2 separate regions of the Mus musculus genome follow, and region 1 is linked to region 2. A link is a loop called in an ENCODE intact Hi-C map of the cell type or tissue named here. Cell type or tissue: left cerebral cortex. All regions are shown on one strand. Each heading gives the region's core, and the rest is flanking DNA. Links, peaks and the distances in the headings are about the cores only.

Evidence for each region. A loop is a pair of places that touch in the nucleus more often than their neighbours do. Peaks named below come from ENCODE experiments on the same cell type or tissue, not always from the same donor. Only the 100,000 strongest peaks of a DNase experiment are listed, where the experiment ranks them.
Region 1: a loop joins it to region 2, with 2.0 times the contacts of the local background. A loop is called at or near these places in 3 of 42 quality-filtered maps.

Annotation. Positions count from the first base shown.
Region 1 is chr5:38,032,855-38,048,307 of GRCm38, forward strand. It overlaps Stx18 (syntaxin 18), which reads left to right and starts at 6,376. Exons shown (of 11, transcript NM_026959.3): 1 at 6,376-6,645. The coding sequence starts at 6,478. In left cerebral cortex, for the core only: a CTCF peak has its summit at 6,407; DNase peaks (open chromatin) are centred at 5,685 and 6,362; H3K4me3 peaks cover 1,965 bases; H3K27ac peaks cover 1,159 bases.
Region 2 is chr5:38,083,392-38,098,844 of GRCm38, forward strand. It overlaps Stx18 (syntaxin 18), which reads left to right. Exons shown (of 11, transcript NM_026959.3): 2 at 9,122-9,189. Among named protein-coding and RNA genes, the nearest start is that of Stx18, 52 kb to the left of the region's middle. RefSeq lists an enhancer at 1,986-3,279. In left cerebral cortex, for the core only: a CTCF peak has its summit at 7,834 (motif pointing left); a DNase peak (open chromatin) is centred at 7,839; H3K27ac peaks cover 387 bases.

The sequences.
Region 1 (15,453 bases), core at 3,358-11,357, 51 kb before region 2:
AAGCAGGAGACCCTGCTGCACACCGGCAGCACAGTTCTCGAGTTTTTCTGGGGGGACTCTTCAAGGGTGTCTTGAGCAGTTTACTCTGCTATTATGTCAGGGGAACCAGTAAATACGTCTTTATGAGGTGATTTATGAAGCTCCTGGGGTGGAGAAAGCAAGCATCGGAAAGAGGTCACATCAACTTCCAAGCTTGTGGGGGTAAGAAGAGGGGGACTTGAGTTTCAGTGACTTGATTACATCATCGTTGGGAGCTATGTCCTCTGACACGGAGGAAGCAAAGCAGGGTTAGCGTGTGAAATGAGGGAGAAAGGATCAGAAACTTCAGAATGCTCCTGTGTAGGTTAGGTATTTAAAGGTTTCTAGATTAAGCTTCTGGAGGACAGAGTTACTTATTTTTACCTTTCTGCAGACTCTAGAGTTTATGTACATTGGGGCTGGGTGGGGCAGATAGGGATGCTTTCAAATGATACTTTAAAGACACCATACTTCGCATTGTACAGAGGAAACAGCACAGGCATGTCTCAAAGGCTCAGCATGCACACACTTCCCAAGTTAGTTTGGTCTGGGTTAACCCCTTCCCAGCCCAGATGCCCCTAAAGGAGTGCAAGCCCAACATCAGCAGCAACGAACAGACTCAGCATTTCTGTCCATGCATGAGCCCAGACACCCACTGAGGCATGGGTGCAAGGGATCATAATGAGACTGAGACATAGAGATTATCAGTGTGGCTGATCATCCTACGGAAGGATGAGCCTGTGCTCTGGGGAGACTAGTGCCTTTGCCTCTTCCCAACTCTCCCTCATAACCTCCTAGCAGGGGATGAGAAGGGAAATGTTCGTAAGATGATAATCTACCAGCTCATTGCTGAATAAATATTTCTGTTGCAGCAGAGTAAGGTCACTTCCAAAAATGTCCTGAGCCCCAGTTTCCAACTATGTGTTGCATAACATTGAAGATACATATGGAATTAAGGCTGATGGTCAACAAGTATCTTAGCTTTCTGCGTCTATAACAAACATCTGATAAAATCATTTTGGAAAGAAATAAAAGGCTTATTTGGGTTCACATTTGGAAGTTTTAATCTATGATAAACTAGTATATAGTTTTGATGCTTTGTGCAAATGTATTTATTTGTGCAAATGTATTCATAGCAAAACTGTTCAACTCAACAGAGAGTAAAGAGAAAAAGAAGTGACTGGGGCTCCTTTTGAAGGCACATGCCCAATGACCTATACACTAGAACCTTTTGCTTAAAGATTCCATTACCTCCCAATAGTGCCAAAATGGAGGCTAAGCCCTTACTTTATGGGCCTCTAGAAGAAGTCTATAGAATGCACCCCTCTTAAGGCCAAGACAAAAAGCTCCAAGTTCAGTCGATTAGAAGTGGTAATCCAGATTCCACAGGTTTGAAAATAATAATCTGTATGTGTGGCCCAGCAACCAGATGACAGCTGCCAGAAAGAGTGAGGAACATTTAGGGGTGGTCCTTGCTCAGAGGAGTCACACTGGTAGGCATGTTCCTGGCTTTTCAGGGGGAGCTCAGAGAAATCTTTTGCCTGAAGTTAAACAGCTAATGACTCAGTAGGGATACAGATCTAAGTCTTTTTGTCTCTGATGTTTTGTGTGGCTTTCCTGGCATCCTCTGGCAATTGTTCCCTGGATGTCTGAAGTTGTTTAGATGTCCCAGAAAAGTTTGCTAGGTATTAAAATCCTTGAGGCTCTTGCTGTCCTGAAAGACAAAAAGCAAGCATGGAATTCTATGTCAGCTGGCTGGCTAAGCCTCGGTGTCTGGGTACCACAGACTCGGCAGAGGATACTAGCTACAGCAGTGCTTCTCTTGGGCTTTTCTGAAGCTTTTTTGTTCATCAGGATCCACACATGCATGACACCTAGAAATGGACTCCATCAGACATCGAGTGTTCAGCAGCCCTTGGACACTAGCTAGTGACCCCCCACTCAAGTTGTGACTCTCAGCATGAACATTTATTGACTCCAAGAACCAATTTGTCAGAACCACAGTGAAGACTTGTATAAGTACAAACTTCTGAGACGACTTCTGAAAGATGAACATCTTCAGGGCTGAATCAGGTTATGTGTGTGTACCACAACATCCTATCCTTGCTGGGTCTGTATTCCTGACACCTTACTTGTATAGGAGACTACAAGAGTCTTTCCCCAAGACCAATGCTGCCGAGTCTGTGGTACCCAGACACCGAGGCTTAGCCAGCCAGCTGACATAGAATTCCATGCTTGCTTTTTGTCTTTCAGGACAGCAAGAGCCTCAAGGATTTTAATACCTAGCAAACTTTTCTGGGACATCTAAACAACTTCAGACATCCAGGGAACAATTGCCAGAGGATGCCAGGAAAGCCACACAAAACATCAGAGACAGGAGCACCCTGCCAAGAACCAGTTAGTTGACCTGTGTCACCACATATATTCCTTATCTTCTTACGTGAAAATAATAGAGGACAAAGCTTAATTGGGGTAACTTTTCAGATAAGCCAAATCCCCATGGTGATTGCCTGAGATATGACTGGCAGAATTCAGATCACAATTAATGTCTATCACATTTACTGTTTGTAACTCTATCTTAAAACCTATCCACATAGCCCTGAGGTGACAAATGGAGTATGCCCAAGAACATAGATCCCCTTTTGTCCCTGTGATGAGACTCTTGTGGAGTGCTGCTCTGGTATTGGCTCACCTCCAATTCTGGGGAAAGCTTGTCACTGACTGACCTCTGGAGTGCTTGTGAATATGTAGCAAGCATTTCTTCTTTCTCTGAATGCTCATGGAACTTTTCAGAAGTGGAACACCTTTCCAGAGTGACAAGCCACACCCTAGATAATGCAGTCAGTTGAAGAACTTGTAAACATACCCTCCTCCATTCAAGAAATTCCTTAAAGGAGAAGCTGGGAGTGAGAGCTGTGACACATGTTGCCAGTAATACACAGGCCCTGTGCTGTTGGCCATTGGCTGTCCATTCACTGAGCACTGGATGAAAGGTGTCGTTGTTGGCACACTTTCTCACCAGATTAGGCTCATTCTTTCTCTATCCTCCCTTTGAGGATGGGAGTCATGGTCATCTGCAATTCACTGAGAATGGAGGATTGTAGGGAGATGAGAATTTAAAGTCAAGAAAGACACAGACCCAAGGCAGCTGGAGATGGGTTGTCTGCAGGAGATGTGAGCCTAAACAGGGACAGAGGAGTGAAAGAGTGTCTCAAACCAAGTGAGGCAGGCACAGGAGAGCCCAGAAAATGAAGTGGGGGATCAGGAGAAAGGTGGGAATTATGGTATGCATTTGTTTCCTGGAGTTGCAGTAAGAGGCAACAACAAATTTGGTGATTTAAGACAAGAGATATTTATCTCCCACAGTCTCGGAGGGAGATTAACTGTTTGAAGACGCACACATTCTTCTGAGGCTCTTAGGGAAGAATGAGTCCCTTGCTCTTCAGCTTCTAGGGACTGTCATCATTTCCAGGCATGTGGCTACATCTGCCTGTATCTTCCTATTCCCTTGTTGGCATATTAATATAGACACCACTACTGACTTTAGGTCCTATGTTGTCATCCACACATGTAACTGGAACTAGGATATATTTAAAGCTCTGCTTGCAAGTAAATTTTGGGTTCTAATAGCTACTAGATATAGGGTCTGAATATAAAGTCTAAGAAAAATCTAGATATGGACCTAGTTCTTGAACATATACCATTTAAGTCATTACAGGGTGGGAGAAATTCAAAAGAGAAGGAAATAAGCCATAAGGTGAGGGCAGGCGGCCTTTTCTTTGGAACTTGTCAAGTTCCATGTATTCATTTATTTGCCATTATTTGAGGCTGTACAACCATGGAGTTCACTTGGGTCTCATCTACACTGCAGCTTTCTCTGCATTTACAGATCTATACAGAAAACTTAGAGATTCATGCTCACCTTTCTACCCTCACCCAATTGCACTGAGTACATGGCTCACACAAGGCACCACCCACCACTACTGTATTTTATGGAGCTCAGCAATTCCTCCTACATAAAACCCTTTCCCACTTATCTACTTCCTAACTTCCTGGACCCCACCAAGGGTCTGGCTTGCTCTTTGTTTCCCTAATTCAACTCCTCCACTTTGTTATGCAAGGCAATTTAATTCTCCTTCCATTTACTCTGCCCCAGGCTTACCTTTGCATAGCCAAAGACTCATTAATGTCTGCATAAAACAAAATACAATTTATGCAAGATGCAAGTTAGAATTACTAGTATAGATTTTGTCCTCTTCTCTCTCTCTCTCTCTCTCTCTCTCTCTCTCTCTCTCTCTCTCTCTCTCTCCCTCTCCCTCTCTCTCCCTCTCCCTCTCCCTCTCTTCCTTCTCTACTCCAGTTGTATGGACTGTGTTCTTCAGGAATGATGAAATGTTATACTCTGGATGTCAAATCATTTACTTCTTTTCTGTTACATGAATATTTCCTTGACATGTATTTCTTTTAAATATGCCTTTAATACTGTGGTTCTCAAACATCAGAAAATTTTTACATTCCTACAAAATTATGTAGGTCCTTAAACAATTGTTGCTTGCTTGGATTTTATCTATTGATAGTTACTATATTAGAAATAAAATGAGAAGCTTAGAAATATTTATCTGCCTAAAGTAATCAGAGTACATCTATTAAATATTAACATAAACATCTTCATAGGGAAAATAGTTTTCAAAACAATAAAAGACTCGGTAAGAAGAACTGGCACTTGCATCTTTGCAATTCTCTTTTAAGTCTGGCTTAATGGAAGACAGCTGCTCTGCAATTAGCTTATTGTAAGATCAGTGTCTCTTGGAAAACTCAACCATACAGCTGATTAGAACATGCAAGTGTAAAGGCAAATGTGATCCTAGGATTATTATGAAACTAGCTTTTCATCTTGATGACTGTTAAAAGCCTAATTTTAGCACACATCTTAGTGTGCTTCCTTTTATAAGGAAAACAAAACCCAGAGAAATTGATATTGAACTAAAACTAAACCATGGGGGTCACACTCCTGGACAAGAAACTACAGGCAACTATGGCTGCTGAGAGAGGGAAGTTAGCCTATCCCATGGAAGAACCCTCTAATTGGTTGTCCAATACAACGTGATTATCCCTGAAGCCATAGACACATACACAATAACAACAGTTTCAGCAGATTGTGCTGGCATATCCATGGATACTTACACATATATGCAACAATAATAATTAAAGAAGAAGAAGCTATCAACTTGAGATTGAGTTGGGAGACATGGAAGAAATTGGAGGGAGAGGACTTGAGGAGGCTGGAGGGAGAAAAGGGAAGGAGAGAAAGTGGCATAATTGTATTTTTAATGAAAGGTGCACACAAAAATAAAATGAACCATGAACCAAGTGCTCAGAAAAATTTTACTAGCTGACTTTAGTCAAATTACGTAACTCTGTTCTCCATTTCATTCTTTCTCTTTGATAACTATGATTCAAGAGAGCGCTTTTCAAAAGTGCTTATTGAGGAGGAACCTAACATGATATCATGAAGTTCAGAATGCTTCACTTTCGTCTGGCTCTGATAAGTTCCTGCTCTCCACATCCCCGCTCAGGGATCTCTGCTCTAAGCCTCTTCTACATTATAAGTAAGAAGACTGAGGGCATGGTGGCGCGTGCCTTTAATCCCAGCACTTGGGAGGCAGGGGAAGGCGGATTTCTGAGTTTGAGGCCAGCCTGGTATACTGAGTGAGCTCCAGGACAGTCAAGGCTACACAGAGAAACCCTGTCTCGAAAAACAAAACAAAACAAAACAAAACAAAACAAAACGACTGAGGACAACCATATTATCAACAACGGCAACATCTACTAGCTGTATACTAAGAGTTAAACAGCACGAGGACGTTTTATACACACATTCTGTTTAATTCTCTGTGCATTCCAAGAAAGGCGCTGGCTTCACTTTACCGAACTGGCTGAAGGTTGAAGAAAAAAGGTCTCTGGCCCCTACCTCTGTACACGTACCCTTTCCTAGCTCCTGCAACTCAGATGGTCATAGTTCATTGTTACTCAAGGCGATCCCTTGATGACAAAAGTCAAAAGTGTGATACTCCCCACCTGTCAACCAAACCGCCCGCCCGTCTCCTAAAGAATCATAAGGGGAGCGATCTTTCTAGCTTCCCGATGCTTTCGTTCCTGAAGTCCAGACTGGGAAATCTCCGAGCGTCTGATCCCGCTGAGTTTTGCAGAGAGGAGAAAGGGGTGCCGATGCACTGCGGGTAGCTGTCTGGAACGGAGAATTCCGGCTCTGGGTTAAAGCCGGAACCTTTCTCCACTCTCCGCGTTACACGGGCGGAGTGCGGAACCTTTCTTCTATGCTCACAGTTCCCAGGCGGAGGAGTGCGAAATCGGAACGTCCCTCAGCAACCGAGTTCTTGCCGGGGTCGCTAGCTGCTGACGTGTGCCTGGCCGGCTTCAGGCCCTGGGTTGCGGGTCGCTATGGCGGTGGACATCACACTGCTCTTCCGGGCTAGCGTCAAGACAGTGAAGACGCGGAATAAGGCTCTGGGAGTGGCCGTGGGTGGCGGGGCCGATGGCAGCCGGGACGAGCTGTTCCGCAGAAGCCCTCGGCCCAAGGGAGACTTCTCCAGCCGGGCCCGTGAAGTGGTAAGCTGGTTGCTATGGGAACGGCGGGCGGGAGCTAGGGGCGCATACGCTCCGCGGCCCCTGGACCCCAAACTGGGCCTATCTCTTTAGCTCTCGGTGAAGACAGGGAGTCTCTAGCAAGACAGAGAGTCTGTCTCACCGACCTAACAGCTGGCTCAGGGTGGCGACAGGTTTATTCTCACGAAGGGACGCATATCTGGGCACTGAAGGAAGTAAGTTAGAGGTGCTTGGATATCCTTGAAATCAGGTTATAACCTTCTGAGGCAGTGAGTTCGCCAAGAGTTCCCACAGTCTGACACTTCCTGTCGCAAAGCTCACCACTATCTCCCCTCGCCCTTCCACGAATCTGTTTGGACCTCCTCTTGCTCGTAGGGTTTAATAAAATCCACGCTCAGCTGAACGCTCCTTGATCCTTGCCTCCAGGCATAGGTAGGACTCAGTACCTCCTGAGATTGGTTTAGGACATCACCAGTGTAGGGTAAAAGCTTTTCCCTTCAGAGCGGCAACACTTAAGCAACACTAGTGTTGTAACTGTCCTCTAAACTGCTTCCTGTTCTCTGGACACAACCGGCTTCTGTGTCCCCAACATAGAAATCTTTTCCATAAGGGTAGGAACATGTTGACAGTATTTCTGTATGTGCTACTGACAATATTGCTTAGTAAGTATTCTTTGAATGAATGAATGGTTGAACGAATGAACAATTATTGATTCCACTAAACAGGAAAAAAAAAGATTGTTTGCATTATATCCCTTTGTGTCTATGACACTAGGGTAAATGTTATTTTTGGAGTACCAGGGGGTCATATACAGTCTGCCTGTCTTTTTAAAGACACACACACACACACACACACAATGGCCCAAAGCATTGAAAGGTACAAATCTGGGGGATCTAAACTTTAAGTTTCATTGGTTTTCCAGTAAACTCACCTCTGCTTGGCACATAATCCATTGCTTGATATTTCTCTTTTTGAGGCAGGGTCTTTCCATGTAGACAAGGCTGGCCTTGATCTTACAGAAAGGTGACTGCTTCTGTCTCCCAAGTGCTGAGATTGAAGGCATGGGCCCTCAGACTAGATAATACTCAAATATTACACACACACACACACACACATATATATATGCACAAGTCAATGAATGGCTGTTTACAGATAATGTTGAAGCACAGGAGGTTGTATGAACCAGATAAATGCCCCTCCCTCCAACAGTAAACATCTACCTAGTACTTACTTTCTGACCAGCACTGTTTTAGAGTAATAGGGTTCCACTGTTGAGTTATAGTTACAGTGGTGGAGGAGATGCAAATATAAACAAACGCCCTGCCGTGAGCCGTGCTGGTGTTCTGTAGGGCACAAGGGAAACAGTGGTTAATCCCACCTGGGAGAAAGGCTTCATGGGACAATGATGTCAGAAACCCATTCTAAAAGAACAGTAGTTGGTTTCATTGCCAAGAAGGCTAGGAAGGGCATCACGTGCTGGCCGTGCTCCTGGGTGGCCACACAGTCAGGAGGACATGGACAGTGCAGTTAGACTTGATGGACTTTTAAAAAATGGGTGTGTGGTGGGGAGATGGGGACATGAAGGTAGGGGGGTATAGAGGTGAGAGTGGATTTGAAAGGAGTTAGAGGGGGACTGGATAAATATGATCCGAACACATATGCAATTCCCAATGAATTAAGAAAATATCTTTTTTGAAAAGAGACCAACATGCACAAAGGCATGAGATAGTAGCTTAAGTTGGGCTTGATTAAAATAAGAATGTGGGACACTCAGAAAAATAATGAGTGTTATGGTAGCCAGCGGGAAATCTAGAAGATCTTTGCAGATCACTCTGCAGCGTTTGAACCTTGCCTTCTAGACCAGTGGTTCTCAATTTTCCTAATGCTGTGGCCCTTTAATACAGTTCCTCATGCTGTGGTGACACACCCCCCCCCATCAATCATTATTTTCATTGAGACTGCATAAGTATAATTTTGCTACTGTTATGAATTATAATGTAAATATCTGATATTCGGGTTATCTGTGACCCATGTGAAAGGGTCATTTAACCTCCCCTCAAAGGGGTCACAATACACAGGTTGAGAACCACTGCTGTAGAAAGTCCAGTATTATGTAGACAGCGAAGAAGATCCAGGAGACCACAGTGTTGTCTTAACCATTTTAGCTATTAGCCAGACTCATGCTATTAGGCAGAACTTATTTACCTACAAAATGGTTCTTTTTATCCAAAACAGACTTTAAAACGCCAATGGATCCATCTTATATATCATATATAACATGTCTTATCATACAATTTATCATTTTTTTATGGTTTTAGAGCTTTATTGTAGAAAGGCAGAGAGAAAGAGAGAGGGTAAAAGAAAGGCCAGCCATGGCCACGTGGAGAGAAGCAGGGTGGGAGGGAGGGGAGAAGGAGAGCTAGAGATGAGAGTTAGAAAGTTGAGAGCTTAAGAGCACCATGTATCATGTTGAAGGAGGCATGTCTCAGGTTGAAGTAAGAGAATGGGAAAATAAGGTGTCATCATAGCTCTAGTCTGAGTCTGGCCAAGCTGTTGTCGCAGTGTGTGGACGGCACAGTTTTGGTGTGTGGAGGCTCTTCCTGGGTGGTTTATTAATGCTGCACAGATTATCAGTCCTCAGGGATAGGGGATTTGGGAACAGAAGAGTTAAGATGCACAATCCAGCTAGCAGCCCTGTGAGGAGAGAGCCCATGGTCAGTTGGACTGTTCCCTGAGTGCTGAAAATGCATTTTTGACAGTTTTCTTTTAATGGCCTCACAGATGAAGATCCTTGGAAGGTTCAGGCAGCCCCAGTAATGGAACGACAGTGGCACTTCTGAGTTCAAGGTGAAATATCATCAGTGGCAAACACGTGGGACCTGTTCTTCTCACATGCTGCCTCTGACCACAGAAGCCAGCACTCATTTCCCAGTGGATCCTGTAGCTCAGAACTCCTCAGCTCTGTCCCCTGAGAGCTATTACCAACTATTGGGCTTGACATTAAGTTGAAATCTGCTTGATAGTCTACTGGGCAATTGGTTCAAAATCAATTGTATACCTAAACAGAACCATAGACTTTTCAGGATGTACTTTTAAAGGTCCTGTAATTCATCTTATTCAGACTAATCATTTTAATAGATGGGAAGACTTAAAACTCAGACAAATGCAGTGACTGGCCCCATGTCTTTGCAGCTGAGGTCATGGGCTAGAGCCAGAGGCAGAAGTGTTTTTTATTTCTCTGTTATTGTTATCTTAAATATCCACCTAAATTTTTAAAAAGATTCCTTTTTATTTATGTATTTATGCCTGTGTGACTGTGTGCCGTGTATGTGGGGGTGCCCTCAGGAGGCCAGAAGAGGACATCAGATTCCCTGCACTAGTGTTCCAGGTGGCTGTAAGCTGACTGACATGGGTGCTGGGAACTGAACTCAGATGTCCAGTAACAGAAGAGCAGTAAGCACTTCTAATCACTGAGCCATTGCTCACTCCCACTCAATAATTTCTAACAAAGTTGTTGGACTTCCTGATGTTAAAGAGTTTTCTTCTTGAGTTCATAGTGCCTGGGACTTGGAGCAGAAAGGCTTGGGTTTGAACCTCTTTCTGGCTTTGTGAAGTCAGGAAGTTACTTAACCTCTGTTACCTTTATTTTCTAAGAACGATAGCCACTTTAAAATATCACATGACTGAGGAAATGAGAAATGGTGTGCAAGTGCCTTTGGTCTGAATTTTTTGGTTACAAGTAATAGTTATTTTTGAACCACCCACAACAAAATATGTGTAGTAGCTCACAAAATTAATGGCTTGATGTGTCTCTATGTAGCTCCCATCCATAAAACCCCAGGAATGGGCCTGATCCTTTTTGGACCTCAAAGCCTTTGTTGTGGTCTTAGGAATAAGGTTCTTTGGTTGGCTAGGTCACATGTCTGCTCCATTCTGTGGCCAGTGTGACCTTAGGAGGGGAGTGCTGTGTCCAGGAATTGGAGCAAAGGGTGATAGACAAATAATTTCTCATGGTTCCTGACATGCCTGATATCACCAAGCACGTTGAGTATCCATCCATTACTTATCAGAATAGATGCTTCCATCTTACCTGCTTGTTATCTTGAATGACTTTGAGAATGGGCTGGGCCTGGAGATGCCATATGGGGGCAGCTAGTCTTCCTTACTAATTTTTAGAGGTTTCAGAGACTAACAGAGCTACCACACAGGTCCCTGGAGCTCGGCTAGCAGCCGAGCTGCATGTCTAGAGCAGAAGGGGCTCCTGAGTAGCTTGGAACAGGAAACCAGGAAACCTTGACTAGTGCTAGGTCTGCCAGGAAGTCACTGCAACCTCTCAGGTCCAGTTACCACATTTACCAAGACTGAGAACTTCGACCAGATAGTCAGGGAACATAAATCACAGATGTTCTGATTCCACGTCAGGTTATAGTGATTCTGAGTTGGCAAACAATGATGGTTTGTTTTTTATTATCTTGATTTTGTGAAAGTTGAATTTATTTATTGGTAGTTCTTTTAAAAATATTTATTTTATTAAAAGTGTGTAGGGTGTGTGTGTGTGTATATCTATCTGTCTGTCTAAAGAGGCCAGACATTTGTGTCAGATCCCCAGCTCTGGAGTTAAAGGTGGTTGTGAGCTGTCTGATGTGGGTGCTGGGAACCAAACTCAGGTCCTCTGAAAGAACAGCAACAGCAAGTGCCTTTAACTGCAGAACCATCTCTTTGCCCCCTAAATTTCATAGAGTAGCCCTGTGCCAGGTGACAGCCCCACCTTTCTCTGTCCTCACTTCTCACATGTTCCCCTTGCACTCCTGGTGACATCCAGTTTTCACTGCTGTTCTCTCACATACCAGGCCCCTTCCTGCCTCTGCATCTTTGCATCTGTTGTTTCCTTTATGTGGAACACTTCTCCCAGAATCCACATGGGCTGATCTCTATTAACCTCATGTGGATCAGATGTTTTCTAAGTAAGGCCTTCCTTCCACAACTGTTTTGTATAATATAGCAACAACCTATTTCTCTTCCTTGTAACGTTTTGTTGTCATTGCTAATGAATTGTGTATAGTTCAGTTAGCGTCTCTACTTGACTTTGTGCTCCCTAGAAAAGAGATTGTGGTCTGTACTGAACCCATAGCATCTAGAACATTGCAGGCACATAGGTTCGCAGTGTCCATCTCTTGAATTAGTAAGTACTAATTGGCTGTATCTCTTTGCTTTCCCTTTTGGGCTATTCAGGCTTCCTTCTCATTCTAAAAATCTGAGTCCTAAAGGGACTCTTGACTGTTTCAGATGTTGATTTATACTTAGCCCAGCATCTGTTATAAATAGTAGCTTTAGTTTTATTAATGAAGTTCAGGCCTTCTCTTAAGGAGAAGCAGACACAGTGCTAGTTGGGGGTGACTGACAAGTGTAACTGCCCAGCATCAAATCCTCAGGTCCTCTTTGGTTTCCCTTTTAGGAGCTCTGATAGTACAGCCTAGTAAGTGAGTTGGAACCACCTGGATTATTATCTGGAGGGGCTGGAAATAGATTTTACCCGAAATTGGCTGTAATCCTAGTTGAACAGGATTTCAGTGAGGGAACACACTTCAGAAGCAGCATCTGGTAGCAGGTGCAAAGAGCCAGAGAGAAACGGAGGAGGCAGGAGATGGGGCCAGACTCCAGGAGCAGAGGAAAAACTGCAGCTTGTAGACAGCAGGAGCAGAGCAGGAGTGTGTTGAATCATACTGATGTAAAACATACAGGGCAGAAACTGTTTTGCAAACAAAGTGAGGAGTGGTTTGAGTAAAGCTGGGGTGGGAAGAGGCACAGGAAAGAGATAGTCATTAGCTAGGTTTCTTTTATGCCTTTCCCCCTTCTCCTTCAGAACCCCAAGGAACCAACAAGAGGGCCCAGGGACCCACTAACTGGCCTTTTAACTTCAGATTGCTGTGTCTTTGTGGTTTACAATAACTGATGTTTCCTGTATGTAGAACTCAGTGCCAGAGACATTCATGATGTCAGCTGTGAGCTCTTTCTGTGGATTACCCTTGTGGATTTTGCCCAGGACTTAGGAAGACTACAGCTTTTGAAGCTTTGTTTTTCAGTAATTGGTTTATTCCATTACCTGATTGAAATCTGATATGTGTCAGGCACTGTGTGGGCACAAAGGACAACAAAAACACAGATAAAGGATGCCTAAGTCTCCTGGGCCAAAATTAGTGGAAACCTCAGAGAGAAAGTAGTAATCTAATTGGGCCACCAAGGTTGAGAACCTTCATACCAAACTTAGGAAGGGAGACTATTGTGTGAGCTAAGACAGTGAGGCACAGAAGGGCCAGCAGAGCAGAAGCAAGACAGGGATGATAAGGGCCATGTACTGGGAGAGGCCTGAGTGATGGAATGAATGTCCCTAGACATGAGGATGTTCTGGATTGCATAGATGAGGGTACAGCCTTTGGTCTGTAGGCCAGACCCAGCCTGCTCTTTGTGGTTAGTGAAGTGATAGTGTTAATTTCGTTCACACAGGCTTAGAATGCCTTCATGCCACAGCAACAGCACTGTAGCCTGTGAAAGCCTGCAGAGCTGTGGGGCTGTGTTTGATGTCAGACCTTCCTGAGGAGTGTGCCTGCTCTAGCTCATACACAGGGCTTTTTAAGCCTGTAACTCTTTTCTTAAAATTGTGTATGTGTGTGTGCATGCACATGGACATACATACAGAGGCCAGAAGATGGTATAAGGTGTCTCTGTTATCATTGTCTGGTCCCTCGAGGCAGAGTGTCTCTCTCAACTTGGAGCTTACATTTTCTCAGCTAGTCTGAAAGGCAGAAAGGCCCAGGACCCTCTTCCCTCTGCCTTCCTTGGAGCCAGGGTTTTTTTTTTTTCCATTTTTTATTAGGTATTTAGCTCATTTACATTTCCAATGCTATACCAAAAGTCCCCCTTACCCACCCACCCCCACTCCCCTACCCACCCACTCCCCCCCTTTGGCCCTGGCGTTCCCCTGTACCGGGGCACACAAAGTCTGCGTGTCCAATGGGCCTCTCTTTCCAGTGATGGCCGACTAGGCCATCTTTTGATACATATGCAGCTAGAGTCAAGAGCTCAGGGGTACTGGTTAGTTCATAATGTTGTTCCACCTATAGGGTTGCAGATCCCTTTAGCTCCTTGGGTACTTTCTCTAGCTCCTCCATTGGGAGCCCTGTGATCCATCCATTAGCTGACTGTGAGCATCCACTTCTGTGTTTGCTAGGCCCCGGCATAGTCTCACAAGAGACAGCTACATCTGGGTCCTTTCGATAAAATCTTGCTAGTATATGCAATGGTGTCAGCGTTTGGATGCTGATTATGGGGTGGATCCCTGGATATGGCAGTCTCTACATGGTCCATCCTTTCATCTCAGCTCCAAACTTTGTTTCTGTAACTCCTTCCATGGGTGTTTTGTTCCCACTTCTAAGGAGGGGCATAGTGTCCACACTTCAGTCTTCATTTTTCTTGAGTTTCATGTGTTTAGGAAATTGTATCTTATATCGTGGGTATCCTAGGTTTTGGGCTAGTATCCACTTATCAGTGAGTACATATTGTGTGAGTTCCTTTGTGATTGTGTTACCTCACTCAGGATGATGCTCTCCAGGTCCATCCATTTGGCTAGGAATTTCATAAATTCATTCTTTTTAATAGCTGAGTAGTACTCCATTGTGTAGATGTACCACATTTTCTGTATCCATTCCTCTGTTGAGGGGCATCTGGGTTCTTTCCAGTTTCTGGGAGCCAGGGTTCTAGACATGCATTAGATACCGTGCTTGTTACAGAGGTGCTGTGATCCAAAGGTTGTTTCACAATTGTACAGCAAGTTTCTTAACCACTGAGCTACTTTTCTGCCCAGAAATCTCTACACAGCTTCAGGTATGTAGATTATAAATTAGACACACAAAGAAAATGTTCACTGATAATCATACATTTTGAAAAACAATTACTTGGAATACGTATAACTATCACTTACTGGGAATGAAAGCAAGTTTTCATACTAACATGAGTGTTTATTTTTGCATGAAGAGTGAACTCTTGGCTAAGTAATTGATACCGAAAGATCTTGAACATTTTCAGCATTTCTCAGAGTTAATTGATATTTTGAGTTTTAAATTGTCAATGCAGAAAATGCTGCTTTATATAAATATATAGTACAAAAATGGCAGAAAAAAGTATGCTTTGGACAATTTCAGAAATTGTTAGAAATTAAATTTTAACCTGAAGCCAAAATTCATTGAATGATTTTTTTTTAAATGAAACTTAATTTGGTAATTCAAACAGAATTTACCAAAAAAACCCAAACATTCTAACAAGATACACTAATCCAAAGATACACTAATCTAATATTTCCATGCTGAGCAGTGATGGTATTAGAAGTCTTTGTTTTCTGTATTAAAACCCTGGCTCCTGTAGAAGAAAAGTTTGTTCTGTAGAATCGCTGCAGTTCATAACATGCAGCAGTCTTGCCTCTTAGCCTAAAGGTGTTTCAGGCAGTGCTGGCTAGCATCAAGCGATGTGACAGCATACACAGTGCTGTGCCTTTAGAACCAAGGCTGCAGTGACATTACACACTGTTATGGGGTAGGGGTTGAATGCTGCCAGAGTACTTCATTATGGGTTAAAGTTTGAGTCCAGTTTTGTCCACTTTGCATTCAGAAACTGTTCATTGTTAGCACATTTTTGGTCTCCCCCGTTTCTAATGTGTTGATTAGGAATTGGTTTTTGTTTGGATGTGAAATGCTTCCTTCCTCCCAACAGTCTCATATTGGGGAAAACTTGGTCGACAGGTGGTGGTGCTCTTTGGAG
Region 2 (15,453 bases), core at 3,333-11,332:
GTTAGGGAATAATTCTTTTTAGTTTTGTTACTTTTAATTTGTTGTACTGTGTGGATGCCTCAGTCTTCTGTGAGAGAAGTCATCTGTGTGTAGAATTATGTAGGAGCCCTGGGCTTGTGTCTGACTCCGAATTAGCCTATTCTAAGTATTGTTCACAAAGAGCCCATGCTACAGGGCACCAACGCTGTTGCCGCCTTACTCTTCCAAGGCGTCCTTTCTCTCTCAGTGCATAGTGGGAGCTGGTAAATGTTTCAGCTTAGAGTGTGTTATATTTTAATAAGCACACTATGAAATGTTTGGTAGAAAGACTGCAAAAGCATTTTCCACTTTTTAATAAATAAGGCTAATCCTTCCCTCCTTCCCATGTGATATTGTGGGTTTTCTTTTGCTGTTTTTGTTTACCAAAATGTTAGCTGGGCCATATATAATAAAACACTCCCAGTTCATGAAGACAGCAACATATGACTTGTACAGTGCTTATGCTAAAGACCGGATATTCTATGCAGGACACTCGTGGGCCGGGAGTGCTCTGCATTAGTTCCCATTTATATTTTCACAGCAAAATGGGGGAGAGAAACGCCGTACCCTCTTTTTTTTTTTTTTTTTTAAAGAGACAAGAAAGTGCAGTTGGCTGTGGGTATTGAAATGCTGTGAGCTGCGTATTTGAACCAATGTAAACATTGATCTTTGCAAATGTACAGGAATCAGCTTTTATCTTTCAAGCAAAGCATTTCCCATAATTTTTGTGGGTTTTTATTTAAGTTGGGAAAACTTTGGAAGTTTGTGTGAAAGTATAAATAAATTTAGGAAAGTCATGATTAGAGTTTGATAGTAAACACTCAGCAGCAAATTGGGAAAGTCTATTAAAGTCAGATGTAGCTTTTAATAATGTTTGCTTAAAAACTTACTCTAAATAAGAGAGAAACAGTGACTTATGTGGGTTTGGAACAAAGGCTTGGCCATGATTCAGAATAAAAGCTGAATTGGAATTTTCTACATGAGGTTTCTGTGACACAATCATTAAGAGCCTTAGTGATTGTTACAGGATCTCCACAATGCCCTTTCTTAGTAAGTGCAGAAGTCGCTTGTATATCCATATGTGTGTGTGTTCCAATTTAAAGGCAAAACAATTTCCAATAAAATTTAACATTTTTTTCCTTGAAATAAACCTATGTGGAGATTCACAATTCTGCAATGAGAGAAGAAAGTAACTTTGTTTTGCTTAGTTATTGAAATATACTAAAATACAGATATATAGATATAGATAAAAATAAAATTTAAAACTTCAAATCTGTTTCAAATTCCAGATTTGTTGTGAGTTTGACCTGGAAGGCAGTCCATGCTTCAGCCCCTCTGTTCTCTCGGGCTAGGGAAGCTGCTGCAGCCCCCGAGGCTAATTCCAAAAGAGCGGAGGCTGCAGCTCGCCAGCTGTTACCCGGGGCTTGGAATAGTGATGGGGCTAGCATCTGACTGAGCCGGCTGAAGGCTCCTAAAAACCGTTTGACTCTTCTTTCTCCAAAACAGGCCTCCGTGGTCCTTAAAGTGGGTGTGCTTATTGTTGGGGCACTGTGCTACATTTTGATAAGTATCATTGCTGACAAATTGAGACATGATTTTAAAGTAAAATTCTTTGTTATGATAAGAACAGAAATGTTTATATTTGTATTTTTAAACATTTTAGTCATCTGAAAAAAAAATTGCTCAAGAAAGTCCACACTTGTCTTTACTCAGTTGACTGTGAGACCTCTCGCACATGAGTTTTAAATATGAACTCTAAGTAGAGACTTGAAAATACTTTGTGTCCCAGTGAAATCATTTTTGAAAGTATGGGATTTGAGTCTCTTAGTTAAGGTCTAGTGTCTATCTTTATTTTCCTAACTGTTCTATTCCACCCTAGAATGCTATGTCAGGAGCCAAGTAGTCTATCCTGTTTGAATGTTTAAGTAAACTCATTTTTATCACGCAAGTCTTCACTTTGTAACATTTAGCAGTTGTCAGTTTGCTGCAGTTACTTAAGTTCTAGAAACCTGGGTTTGTTTGTTTGTTTGTTTTTTAACATTTCCACTTTTTTAAAGAACATGTATTAGAACATTTTGTAACTTATCCCTTGAAACAGAACTTTCTGCAGTGTGTGTGAGAGAGAGACCATAATGAGGGAAAGGAATCTCTATTTTTTGAGGACAGAGAATGATTAGGCGAGGCCCTGGATTTCCTTGGAATGCCGGCTTCGGTGCTGTTGGCAGAGGCCAGCATACTCGGCCTTTCATTCCCATTCACTCAGCTGAATGAGGACCGTGGAGCCAGGCTGTGGATCTTGTTACCAAACCCTCTCTCCAAAGAGAAAGAGTGCTTGCTCGGTCCTTTGCTTGCATTTTGCTAAAGAAGTAGGCTAGTGCAGAGCAGAGCTCTTCTGTTATCAGAGCAGGTTTTCTGTTGAGTGTGAATGATTGACATCTATCAGGCAGCAGAGACAGTGCATGCCTGGCTCCCTCTGTACCGCTCACAGTTGCTTTTGCTGGTCCCTTGCTGATGTGAAGCAGAAACTGAACAAGGTAACAGTTTTGATGGTGAGATTAGAGGTAGCCAGGCAGACTGTCTCCTGCCTTTTAGAGACCCTCATAAGCTCAGGCCACCCCCTCCCCTTGTTTAGATATTATTTGCTCTTTTGAGTTTCGGATTACAGGAGCAATTGATCTGCATGACCTATCTTGAGAACTTTAACTTTGCAGTGGAAACTTAAACCAAATGTGTATCCTCAAGAGACAAATCATCTTAGGACCAGGCTGCTGTCACTTTGATGTACTGTGCTGCTTGCAGGGGACCCATGCGGTAGAGAGCGCCACCTAGTGAATGCAACTTGTAGTTGCTACTGTGGGTGATGAAAGGCTAGAAAATTGGTCTAATGCTTGTTCTTGGATCACAAAGAAATGAGTTTTTATGTTGTTCCTAGCAAGTAATGTGGCCAGGATTCTAAGAGGATGAGATGGAGAGTATTTGACTCTTATCTGTGGTTTTCCCACTTGGATTTTAATTTATGTTTATTATTGCTGTCTTTACACATAGTTCCTCCCCTACTGTTGTGATCAATGTTGGGGGGGGGGTGTCTGTGTGTGTGTGTGTGTGTGTGTGTGTGTGTTGTGTAGCAGTCTTTAGTCTTCAGGGACTTCATGGACCAGATAAACCCATTCTGTTGCCGCAGATTCCATTCGTCCCAAGGATGAGGATGAGGATGAAGATGAGCTACTGATCACAAGTTGGCTCTGAGGTCATGTGCCTCTGGTATATACAAATATGTTTACAGTATCCATGAAAAACCCATTTATACATTGTAACTGCCAATTAACTCTTTAATGCTTTTTTTTAAAATGGCAAGTTCTTGATAAAATAGCTCTCTCTTTGGTTTGTTGAATGATTGTAGACATTTGTTGGGATGGAAAGTATGCCAGGCCTTCAGAATCCAAAGTGAACAAGACACTGTTCTGAGCTTTGTAATCCTTGTCCATAGAAGGGAGTGGACACCATGTAGGATGCGCTGTAATGGATATCAGATGCTACTCTGCTAAGTATTTTCTGCTATGGATGGGGAAAAAAATCCTTTAGCAAATGTTTTTGAAGAAGCCAGTAAGTAAAACCAATGGCTCATTTTATGAACGCCTTGGTGCAGGGCAGTAGTAGAAGGCAGCATAACAGCGTCTTTCTGCTTTGTCTATTGGGCTCAAGTTTATTTCACAGAGTCCAAGTTTTGGAAGTGCATGGCAAAGAATTCAAAACAACAGGATGTTCACTCTGGGGTTGACCATGGATTTTGGATCCTGGCTTTCTCATTCATTAGCTGTGTGACTTTGACAGGTCTCCTCATTAGTGTAAATGTGATCAGCAGTGCAGGGCCTCTTTCACAAGAGCAGGGCATATGATGACTGTGCATGGAGGTCACTGTGAGCAATGGGCCTCGGGAAAAGTGTGGAGGGAGTCTGAAGGGGATATGGTAGGAAGAGAGAGGCCTTGAGGGCCGAGGAAAGATTCTCAGGAGATTGTACTGGGCAGGACCGACTGGTTGGTAGGTGTAGCCCATAGAAACTTGCCTGGCAAAAGCCTGTTGCTACTTGCTGTGGAAGACCTTGAACTATGAACCAGGGGGTGGGTGAATCCCCACCCCTCTCATTGGTTTGGTTTCTCAGGGCCTCATCAGGATGAGTATTTCATCTCACCAGCTGCAACACTGTGCATGGCTGCCCTTAACATGACTCCCAAGGCTACTAACCAGGGCCTCTGGTCCATACCCGAAGGAGCCAGTCTCTGCCTTTAGTTAGAAAGGCTAAGCTGCTCCGAGGTTCATGTCATTGTAGTTGTGTGTTCTGGTCATCTTATACTCTGTTCAGTAGAATTACAAGAGGCCACCATAATTTTCACTGAACTCCTGCATTTAGCCCAAATGACAGACCAAACCAAAATGGAGTCATTCATGCTAAATGTGGCTGAATCATTTTTTTGGGGGGTGCAGGAGATCCTAGTTTATTAGTGTGACAAGGAGACTCCAAAAGCAGTGCCAAGAAGTTGGCTCAGTGTTGGCTGGGCCCGACCTACAGCTCAGGCTTCTGTTGCTGCCCTGCGAAAGCCCAGTGTCTTGCTGAAGGAGAGTAGAGGCCAGCTCTTCATGAATGGCAGGCCAAGCCAGTGTAATCTGGGGCATGCACATGTGTTTTGTGCATGCATGCTAGAACAGTTGCCTTTTCCCTTTTCCAGTCCTGGGCACTGAAGCCATGGTCTTGTACTTGTGAGGCAGGTGCTTTACCACGGAACTAAATTGCTGCCTGGATCTCTGGAGTGCCAGGATCACAGGTGTGTGAGGCCTTGCTGAGCCCCTAAGTTCTTTGCTTATTTCTTTTTGTTAAAATATGTTACAACATTGATACTTTTTAATTATAGTTGTTTTCAATGGCAAAGTGGTCAGAGAACTACAAATGACAAGAGGCCAGAAAAAAAGCATGACCATAATGAAGACAGGGTTTATCAGTAGCACTCTTGAGAAAGTCATCTTAGCTGATATAAAGCCAGCCTGACTCAGTGACTCAGGTGTGGGTGTTCCAAAGTGGCATCAGTAGAAGCACTAAGCCCAGAGATGAGAGGCAGAAGGTCCTGTCAACACAAGGTTTCCAGTCTATTCTGGATGGTATAGTGACTTGTGAGGCTCCTGATGTATATATTTAAGGTAACAAATGTGGCCAGATCCACATGTGTTATTTCAGGTAAATAATTCATGAGAATTCTGAGAATGTGTAGCCTAGAGAAAGGGAACACAATACCTAATATTTTTCTTTTCCAGCCCTGAGCATTGAATGGGGGAACCTAACATATGCTAGATATCTACCGCTTAGCTGTGCTTCAGCTCGTTGAACTTGATTCAGAGGGAAAATAGTGTTTTACTGTTTGAAGTGGAATAACTTCCCAAGAGGAAGTGGACTCCCTATGTGCTGTTCTTCACAATTATGTGTCTCCCAGAGCTTTCTAGGTCTGAGAATCCAGGCAGGAGGCAGTCAGTTTCTTCTTTATTCTTTGGTACTTTGCAGCTTCTGCTAAGCAAATAGGAAGGTGTAGCAGAGTAGCAGTGTCTGAGCTTTGGAGACCCAGAGTACACTACCCATCACCAGAGAGATGCGGTGCAGTGTGCTTGGAAAGGGCTCTGTTCAGTTAGCAACAGGAAGAAGTTGGGCCCTGAAAGAGTGTGAGTGTGTGCTGCTTCAGACTGGTGCTGTTGATGCTGTCCGGGCTGCTCAGCCTCTGCTGTACATCAATCAGTGAGTCCTTTTGGTTTGCATTCACACTAAGAACACAGCATGTTTGTTTTCTGGGGGCTATTTGTTTTGTTTGGGGGCTAGGAGCTTACTAATAGGAAGGAAGCCATACCTTTCAAGTTGTTAAGTCAGCTGCTAGTTCCCTGAGCTCTAGGTCACTGTGCCCTCCCACAGAACACACTACTCATCTTTGTTCAGTGTTCAGCCAGCCCTACTGTCTGCCATTCAAGACTATGGGAAGTTACATTACAAGGGTGAGACTAGAAAAAGTAATGTCTGGTGTACATGGTTCCTGTGTGTTTCGTAGAAGATGCATTGAATTCTGGGAGCCATTCTGTAGTAGAACAAGCTGGTTCTCAGTTGGAGTCCAGAACAGACCCAGACTGGCAGCACTTTACATACACAGCCGATGAGGATCAGATTCAGTCAGCTGGCCTCAGGACGATTTTCGAAGACACAGAGAGAGGAGAATCATGGTGCCACAGGTAGAGCCTCTGTGGACCCAGTAACTGAGTGGTCAGTGATGGGAAAGACAAGGGTATGATCAGGAGCCTGCTAAGAGCCAGGCACTGAGGTGCAGGAAGGGGCCAGCTTCTATAGCAGATACTTAGCAAGGTGAGTAGGCAGAACTCACAGGTATGGTTTAACTGGTGGGCATAATGGAGGCCTGTGATTTTCTGGCTTGGGACTTGAGAGAGAGGAAGTGAGAGAGAATATCAAGTCTTTAGGGTGATGGGACAACTGTGAGTGAGCTAGAGTAGAGTAGAGTGGTTGCTCTAGTGTCCTTCCAGGACATACTTCCTTTGATGCACCAGTGAAGTGTCCAGAAGACAACTGGAACGTAGAGAGAGTGGGCCTGGGTGGATATTTTATAGGCTTGTGAATAAAGTTGTGATTGGAATGAGTCTACCCAAAATGGAAAGTGTCCAGCCAAGGGCTGAACTCTGGAAGCAGGTTATACAGCTTAGTGCAAGCAGAGGGCAGTCCTCAATGGTAGCCATGCTGCGAAAGCTCAGGAGACGGCCTGGGGGAAGGAGAGGTGCTGTGAGGATTGTAAAGGAACCACCCAGAAGCCTCTAGTGCAGTGGTTCTCAACCTTCTTAATTTTTGTGACTTCAGTGGGGTCCATGCACTCCAGATGCGTGCTAGTCTGTGATTTCTCAGGCATTTGTGGTCATTTCCTTTTCTGTTAAGACTGAAGTTAGTAGTTCCCAGGTTAAGCCTGGGAACCAATCCTTGTGAAAACTCACTCTGGTTTATCAGAAGCTGGCAAGCTCTCATACCACAGCACCAGCCCTTCTGGTCATGCTGTACCCTAACTGACAGGGCAAGCTGTGTTCACTGACTGAATGAAAAATAAATAATGCTTTTGTGTTAAGAGAACTTTTTACAGTATGCCAGGGGATCCTACTGGAGTCTCTTTAATCTTGAACAATGCTTGCTTCTTTCAGAGGCAAATTATGCAGATCGGTACTTAGTGTTCTGAACTTTATCAAGTCTTTGTTGGTAGTATTGTGTGTGCCTGCAGAACACAGTTCCTACCATCTTGAGCAGGGGAGAAGGCTACAAGTCAGACCACTGCTGTGATCAGAAAAAGACACTGTCTACTGCTTTGAACTGCCCAGCATCAATAGAGCAGCCATTCTGACGAGTCTCACAATTTGGCACAGGGCTTTACTTTTAGTTTATCTTGCTTTGGATAATTTGCAAAGTACACACAGAGGAGCAGATAGCCAAGCTGTTGAGTAGATGACACATAAACAAAGCTGGAGCTGCCGCCACACTGTCAGATGGCAGCCACGTTCCTCTAAACACCTTTTGTGCCCAATACCATATTGTAAAAACTTTCCAAATTCATCCAGAGTACACATGTAGGTGTAAAACAATGTCCTTTAAATTTCAGCCAGTGCATAAAAATTAACTTGAAGGAATCCTTTGATTCCAACTAAAAGAAAGAACCAGAAAAGTTTAAAAGCCCGTGGGGGGAAATGGCAGTCTTGGATGAACTGGTATTGCTTCTGCTTTAAGGTTCATGCTGCCATCTAGTGGACAGGGGAAAGGTGTGCAGCTAACTCACTGAGAATTTTCATACTCACTATACTTCTTGAATAGGAAAAAACAACAACACCAAAAAACAAACAAACAAACAAAAAACCAAAAACAAGTCAGTGTGAAGGACTAAATTGAAGAGGTAGGAGTGGTGGCCACACCTTTAATCCTTCATTTTTGGAGGAAAGACAAGCATGTTCCTGTGGGTGAGGCCATCCTGGTCCACAGTGCATGTCATAGGCCAATCAGAAGAATCGCTTTACCAAATCTTGCATGAGGTGTGATAGACCATGCCTGTGCAGCTCATACTTTTCCCCATCAGACTTAATAGTGAGATTTGACAACGCAGCTTGCACAGGAAAGAGGCAGACCATGAGGAAGCAGCTGTGGTAACGAGAAACCGTGCCCAGTACGGACTCAGGGCTGAGCTTGAGCTTGAGATCTGTATACTCAGTATGTGACCAGAGATGTGTTAGTTTTCTTCTACAAAGGTCGTGTTCCCAACTGGCTATGGGAACAGTGGTGATCAGTGCAAATGGCAGGGCCCTTGGAACAAGAAAGAAAATGTGTTTGAGAGTGGTTGGACAAACCACTCAGGGTTGGACAAACTCCATCAGTGCTTGTTAAACAAGTGAGCAGTCTAACCATACTTGAGTTGATCTTTGTGCTTTTCAAGTGCCCTAGAGCACCTTTCTGACTTGCATTTGTCGTACTAGTCAGGACTGTGTGGGAAGCTGAACTAACCTTTCCACACATCTCCAGACAGATGGACATGTTGTCAGTGAGAGTCTTTAGTGCTTCCTGGGCAGAGGAATGTGAGGACCACTGTGCAGGCCTCCAGGGCAGCTCGTGATGAATCTGAAAAGAGAAGTGTGTATAAAAGCTAAGTCAGCATTTACCAGCATGCCACATGGGAGGTGTGCAGAGCAAAGTGAAAATCCTCCTGAGTTGGCCTTTACAGAAAACCATACAGAGAAGTGAAAGCTCAGCAAATCTGTCAGTAGGAGCACAAAGGCAAGAGTCGAGGTCTAAGTGAGCAGTAATCACAGACCACAGGCAGGCCACTGCTGGCTAGTCAATCTCTTCCTCTCAGGACACTCGTCCCAAAGGACTGAATCACTAACACACACACACAGCAAAATTTCTGGGTTTTCAGAAGCAAAGTTTTGAGTTTACAGCTTCAGAAACTCCTTGAAGCTATGCTCTGTTGTGTGGAAAATAGTGTCCTCGCTCAGTGTCCGTCTGTCTATATGAAATGTTTGGTGTCTTTTCAATTGTAGATTTCTCACATTGGGAAGCTGAGAGATTTTCTCCTGGAGCACAGGAAGGAGTATATTAATGCCTACAGGTAAGCAGGCTCTTATGCCCATGGCATTGGTGGCGGCATTGCTTTCTGTTGGACAGTCCGCTCCTTTTTTTGTCCTCATTTTTTTTTACTAACTCAGACTTATAATGGGAAAGGTCAGTGTCCTTGTTTGCTTTCTGTGGCTGTGATAACACCATGACCAAAAACAACTTGTGAAGGAAAGGCTTTATTTCATCTTACACGTCCATATCAAGGTCTGTGATCAAGGGAAGTCAGGACAACCCTAAGCAGGATCCTGGAGGTAGGAAATGATGCATAGGCTACAGAGAAACACAGCTTACTGGCTTGTTTCTGTCCATCCTGCTCTCTTACACACCCTGGGCTACCTACCAGAGGAGACACCACATCAGTCATTAATGAAGAAAATGCCCTACAGACTTTCCTACAGACAGTCTGATGGTGGCATCTTCTCAGTTAAAGTTCTCTTTCCAAGTGACTCCAACTTCTGTCACATTGATAAACACTCACTAGCACTTCAACTAGGCACTGGGAGGATATCTGCAGAGTGAAGCAGAACACCATGGCGGGCGGGTTTGTACCAACACACTAGTCACATGGCACTAGCCAACTCTTCTAGTCTGTGTCTAGTCTAGTCTCTGGGTTTTCTGCTTTGGAGCGTTCTTGAGAACCTATTTCCAGCCCTTGTTCTTGTGTCTGTCCCTGGGTCATGCTCGCTCTTTCTTTCTTTCTTTCTTTCTTTCTTTCTTTCTTTCTTTCTTTCTTTCTTTCTTTCTTTCTTCCCTTTCTCCCCTTTCTCCCCTTTCTTTCCCTTCCTTCCTTCCTTCCTTCCTTCCTTCCTTCCTTCCTTCCTTCCTCTCTCTCTCTCTCTCTCTCTCTCTCTCTCTCTCTCTCTTTCTTTCTTCCAGTTCTCTTCTCCTTTTGACACTTAGAGACAGAAACAAATGTCCTTGGCTTGGCCTTTGTTTCTTATGGCCCATCTCATGAGTGCTTTACTCAGCCCCTCACACACTTATGGTTGCATTCCTCCTGGTGGTGAAGTTTCTAGTCAGTACCATTTGCTTACATCACCATCTGAGTAGATCCACTGTGAAGATCCACTGCGCTGCACTGGTACTGGCTCACCTTCTCCTTTCAAATCAAGCCTCCTAGATCCCTTTTACCGTGGTGCTCCAGCCTTGCCAGCCTTCCTGGAAGACTCCAGGCTCATCCTTGCTGCTGGGCATGGCCAGATGATATGCTTCTATTTCCACACATCCCCCTTTTAGCTTCGCTCCTCAACTTTTTATACCATATAGTATATGGGGGCAGAGAAGAGTCCAGACATGCTGAGGCTTTAAACTGTGTCTTCCCATATCCTATTAGTGTTTATTTCTCCATCATGAATCTTTATAACCTGAATCACAATATGTAATAATCAATTAATAGGTTTTTGTCACATTGTAAATTTTGTGAGGTTAGAGACCATATCAACCTCTCATTTATATTTCTTCTTTTTCAGATTTATTTATTTTATATATATGAGTACACTGTAACTGTACATATTGTTGTAAGCCTTCATATGGTTATTGGGAATTGAATTTAGGACCTCAGCTCACTCCAGCTGGCCTAGCTCACTTCGGCCCAAAGATTTATTATTATAAATAAGTACACTGTTGCTGTCTTAAGAAACACCAGAAGAGGGTGTCAGATTGCATTATGGGTGGTTGTGAGCCACCATGTGGTTGCTGGGATTTGAACTCAGGACCTTTGGAAGAGCAGTCAGTGCTCTTATCCACTTAGCCAACCTTCATTTATGTTTCTAAATGTTTCAGCTATGTATTGCACTCATCATTTCTCAGATAATACACAAGTTTTCCCCTCATGTCCCTGAGGCCCTTGACTAACTACCTGGGGTTTTGGCAACATCTTAAGAGATTTTGTTGCAACAATAGGAAGAATTCTACTAGCGCCTGGCGGATGTGGGACAAAGGCATACCAAGCACCCTTCAGTACACAACATAGCCTTCTATAACCACAGGGCAGCTGGCACCAACCCTGAAAAGGCTGCCTCATCCTGACTTGTTGATTGTCCACACATATGAGGATCTGTGAGCACCTGCCCAGGGTCTTCTGAGATTCTAGATGCTTAGAGCACATCAGGGAGTAAGGTAGAAATCTGTCTCTTTCTCAATAAAGCCTGCAAGCTAGAGGGTTGGCAAAGACTTTCTGGTGATAAACCAAGGCAGAGCAAGCCATGGGGTGGGTGTGCTGGGGATATTACCCATTTTTATGTAGTGTGGTTAGGGCAGGCCCCTTGAGGCATCCTCCTAGTAGACTCCTCTGAAGCCTAAAATCCCTGGCAAGATCATGTCCGTCCTGCCTGTCCTCATTGTCCTTCCTATCCATCAGCTGCAGAGAACTTGACAGTCCCACTTGTGCCCTGTACCACCCCCCTCTTCCCCCATCCCCATCCTGTCCCCAATGCTTCTGAAATGCAGCTACACACAAGACTCCCAGTGGTTTTAATGATTTCACTGTCTCCTTCCTTTCCACTTACATACTTACCTGCTTCCTCCCTAAGCCACAGTTTGATGTCACTGCCAAACATCAGAGTCCGCTTACTCTGGAATGAGGGCTAACACCTCAGACTTTGTGGGCCATGTGTGCTTTCTGTCACATGTATTATTTGTGTGTTTTGCTTATTACCTTTGAAACACAGAAAACATCCTTAGCTTCCAGATCACCCGAAACTGGACCTGAGGGCTGGCTCCGGCTGTAGCTTGCTGACCACTGGCGCATGCCCGTCGTCCTCACCATTCACTGTGCTACAATCCTCCAAGAAGAGCTCTATTGCCTCTCTCTTCTCTCAGGCTCCATTGCCTCTCTCTTCTCTCAGGCTTACTCTGACTTGCTCATCATCAAATCCAGTGGCTTCTCTCAAACCATGTGTAAATGGAGTAACACAGAGCACACCTTTCCAGTAAACAAAACACTCATTTATTCTCATTTCTTTTTTTATATTCTATTATGCTGAATTATCATAATTTTGTTATCTATTTGCATAAGAAATAGATGTTTCCAGGAGCTGCTGTGACTGAGCACTTCTGAAGTCCTTATAAACATAAATGTCCATAAATAGCTAGGAGAGAGATGTCTAAGTACTTCACATGGCAGATGTGTGTTTAACCTTAAAACAAACTCCCAAGCCCAGGGCCTAACAGCTCAGTGGGCAAAAGTTCTGACTATGGATTGGAATATTCAAAATCACCTATGAAGCAGTTTTGCAAGGTGGTTCACACAGCCTGCCATAACAGAGTTGCCAGTGGTCTACAGCCACACCAATATCTGGTATGGACAGTCTTTCATTACAACCATTATTAGTATGAAATAGCATCTCATCTAGCTTTAAATTAGCTCCTAAAATGTCTTACACCCTCCAGTTCTTCACAGTGGGGTTGTCCCCAGGGCACTGGATCCTCCATCATAGAGGTTATGGCATACTGTTTGCATGCTTGTGTGTGCTTACTAGAATCACCTTAGATGGCGGATGACATCCAGCATGGGGTCAGTGCTCAAAAAATACTTCCTGCTGTAGCATATAGGAGGACAGAGCCAGTGTACTGTCAGTGAGGACACAGTCGTCTTGCTCTAAGTTCCGGTACAGTCTGTGGAACTGCCCGTTAGAATGCACTGCAAACGCATAGGACTAACTGTATTTTCACTTCCTCTGACTATTCCAAAATTTGCTTCTTTATCCTTAACTTGCACCAAAGAACTTTGCATGGTTTTTTTTTTTTTTTGGTCTCTTTTGTCTTATTTGTGTCTACTTTGCATTTGAAAAGTACCACAAATATTATGTTAATCTGATTTTCATCCCTGGGACAAATACCCAAGAAAGCAACTTAACCATAGAGATAATTTGTTTTGTTTCTTGATTCAAGGTTTCAGATCAGGGTCAGTTTGGTTTATTACTATAGGCCTGGTAAGGTGGAAAGTCATGATTTGGGCCAAAGTTGCACACCTCTCAGCAGCCAAGAACTGAGAGAAATGGGATAGCTAACCCCTTCAAAGGCATATCTACTGACATGCTCCTCCAGACAGGTGCCACTTGCCAGTATAGCTCCTCGAAGCTGCTCGTGGACTGACTCATGACTCAGTAGTAGTCAGCTGGGCACCAGGCCTCCAATAGAGACCCTTGAGGGCCGCTTCATAGTCAGTTCTCTCCCCACGCTCAGCCCTCATTTGTCCATGTGTGAGGCACACTCTGCTCCTAAGTACTAATGTGTATTTTGTCTCCTTTAGTCCTTGAATTCCCTCTCCCCATTTTTACTGAGTGCCTGCCATGCAAGGCCAAAGACAGACATTATGCTCCTTGTCACACAGGCAGGCAGGTAAATAGGAGGGGCACTATAAAAAAAAAATGGAGTTCAGGGATTTGGAAGACCCTGGTCTTATGAAATGTCCTTTGAGAGGTGACATTTGAGCTGAGGTGTAAAGGAGGAAAGGAGTTACCTAGTGACCAAAAGAAGCTAAGGAATTGGTTTGCATGGGCCTGTACCAGCTGGCCCCTGGGAATAGTGTCTGTCCTGCTGTGAAAGAGTAGCTGTGCTGAGAGGAGCCTCCACTCATACTGACCCCACAGCTGAAGAGGCACTGTGCCATCTGGAAAGTGAAGAAAGCTTTTGGCCAGAACGTTCAAAATGGCTTCTGGCCTGGAGTGTCATCATCAGCACACAGGCGCACCGTGGTGCAGACATTTGGACCTGCCCTGGCCACAGTATGCTTCACTGTGGAACTCACTAAATCATCAGAATTTGGCCATGACATCACCAGGAGCCTCTTTCTCAGGCTGGGGCTCTGTCTCTGAAACAAGTGTCTGCACTTCAGTACTCTACTTAAAAAACAGTCCTCTATGCAAAATGGCAATAGTTTGCATACATTCCTCAACAAAGAAACTCACGTCCCAGGTGATATAAGCAGTCCCTAACACTGTCCCCAAATTTAACAAGCAATTTTATGCTTTTAAACGTCTTTCGTTTTGGTGTTTAGAAATACCCTGAGATTTCATCCTGATGCAAAGCACTGTTTGCAAGTCTGCTGTTAACTGGCTGTGATCACTAGGTGGCAGTGTAAATTTTATTTCTGAAGGTGTGCCCCTGTCTGAATCAGGTACTAATTCAATAGGTTGCTCTCACAACTGAGGCTGCAGTCACAATTTTATAGACCTTTCATGAAAGTCTGTTGTCCTGCCATTGTCACTCACACAGGCATGATGATCATTCCTGAGGCCCTCCAGGCTTCCTAGATGTGCATGGAGCACTGTGATTGTGTTGTCAGCTGACTGGACTCTGAATCACCTAGGACATAAGCCTCTGGGTAGCTGTGGGGAACTATCTGGATTAGGTTAACTGCTGTGGGGACATGAAGCTTAGCTGTAGGCAGGGACCGGGAACTGAGAGCCAGCTTTCACTGCTCTCTGCTTTCTGATTGTGGATGCCAGTGTGGTCATCTGCGTCAGGCTTTTGCTGCCTTCCCTTCCCTTTCATAATGGAACCTTGAACTGAGACTTTACTCTTGCGTTGCTTTTGTCACAGCAACAGGAAAGAACTGAAGACAGGCTCCCCCATAAAGCATCCTAGTACAAGAAGGGCAGGGATGTTTATATGCCCAGAGTAAGCTGACTTTCCAGAAAAAAACTAAAACTATAAAGAGCATTGTCCTGAGGCTTGGGTGTGTTGAATGTAACTGCAAATTCGAGAAAGTGTTGGCTGTTAATGCAAGATTTTGAATGAGTAAAAAGAAGGGAAAGGGAGGAGAGGTCCAGTTCCAAGCTGGTTTTGTTAAAAAGACAATGAAATCCTGAGGTTTCATTCACATCAAAGCATAAAAAGGCTTCTTGCTAATATTCCTATTGCCTTGGAAAGTGTCTGGCCAGCTAGATGATGAGTGCTATGGAAGGTGTCTGGCTCAAGCCACCCTTAGCAACTGTTAAGAGTCTACAAAAGCCATCTTATCTCGAAACTTCAGTGTCTCACTCCAGGCTGGGTTCTGCCCACTGCCTGTTTCTAAAAAGGCTGTTAGCTAAGGTCAGTTTCAGGTGTTTAAATGGTTGGAGATGAGATAAAAGAAAATAACGTTTGCCACATTTGAAGTGATGTGAAATTCCAATTTTAGTGCTGCTGGGAGAATAGTTCCATTATAGGGGAGTTAGAAGTTGATCATGGCAGAGGGAGGGGCATAGCAAGTTTCCAGGGTTCCCAGAATTACACAGCTGACTGGCAACTCAGTTCAGCCAACCACAATGGA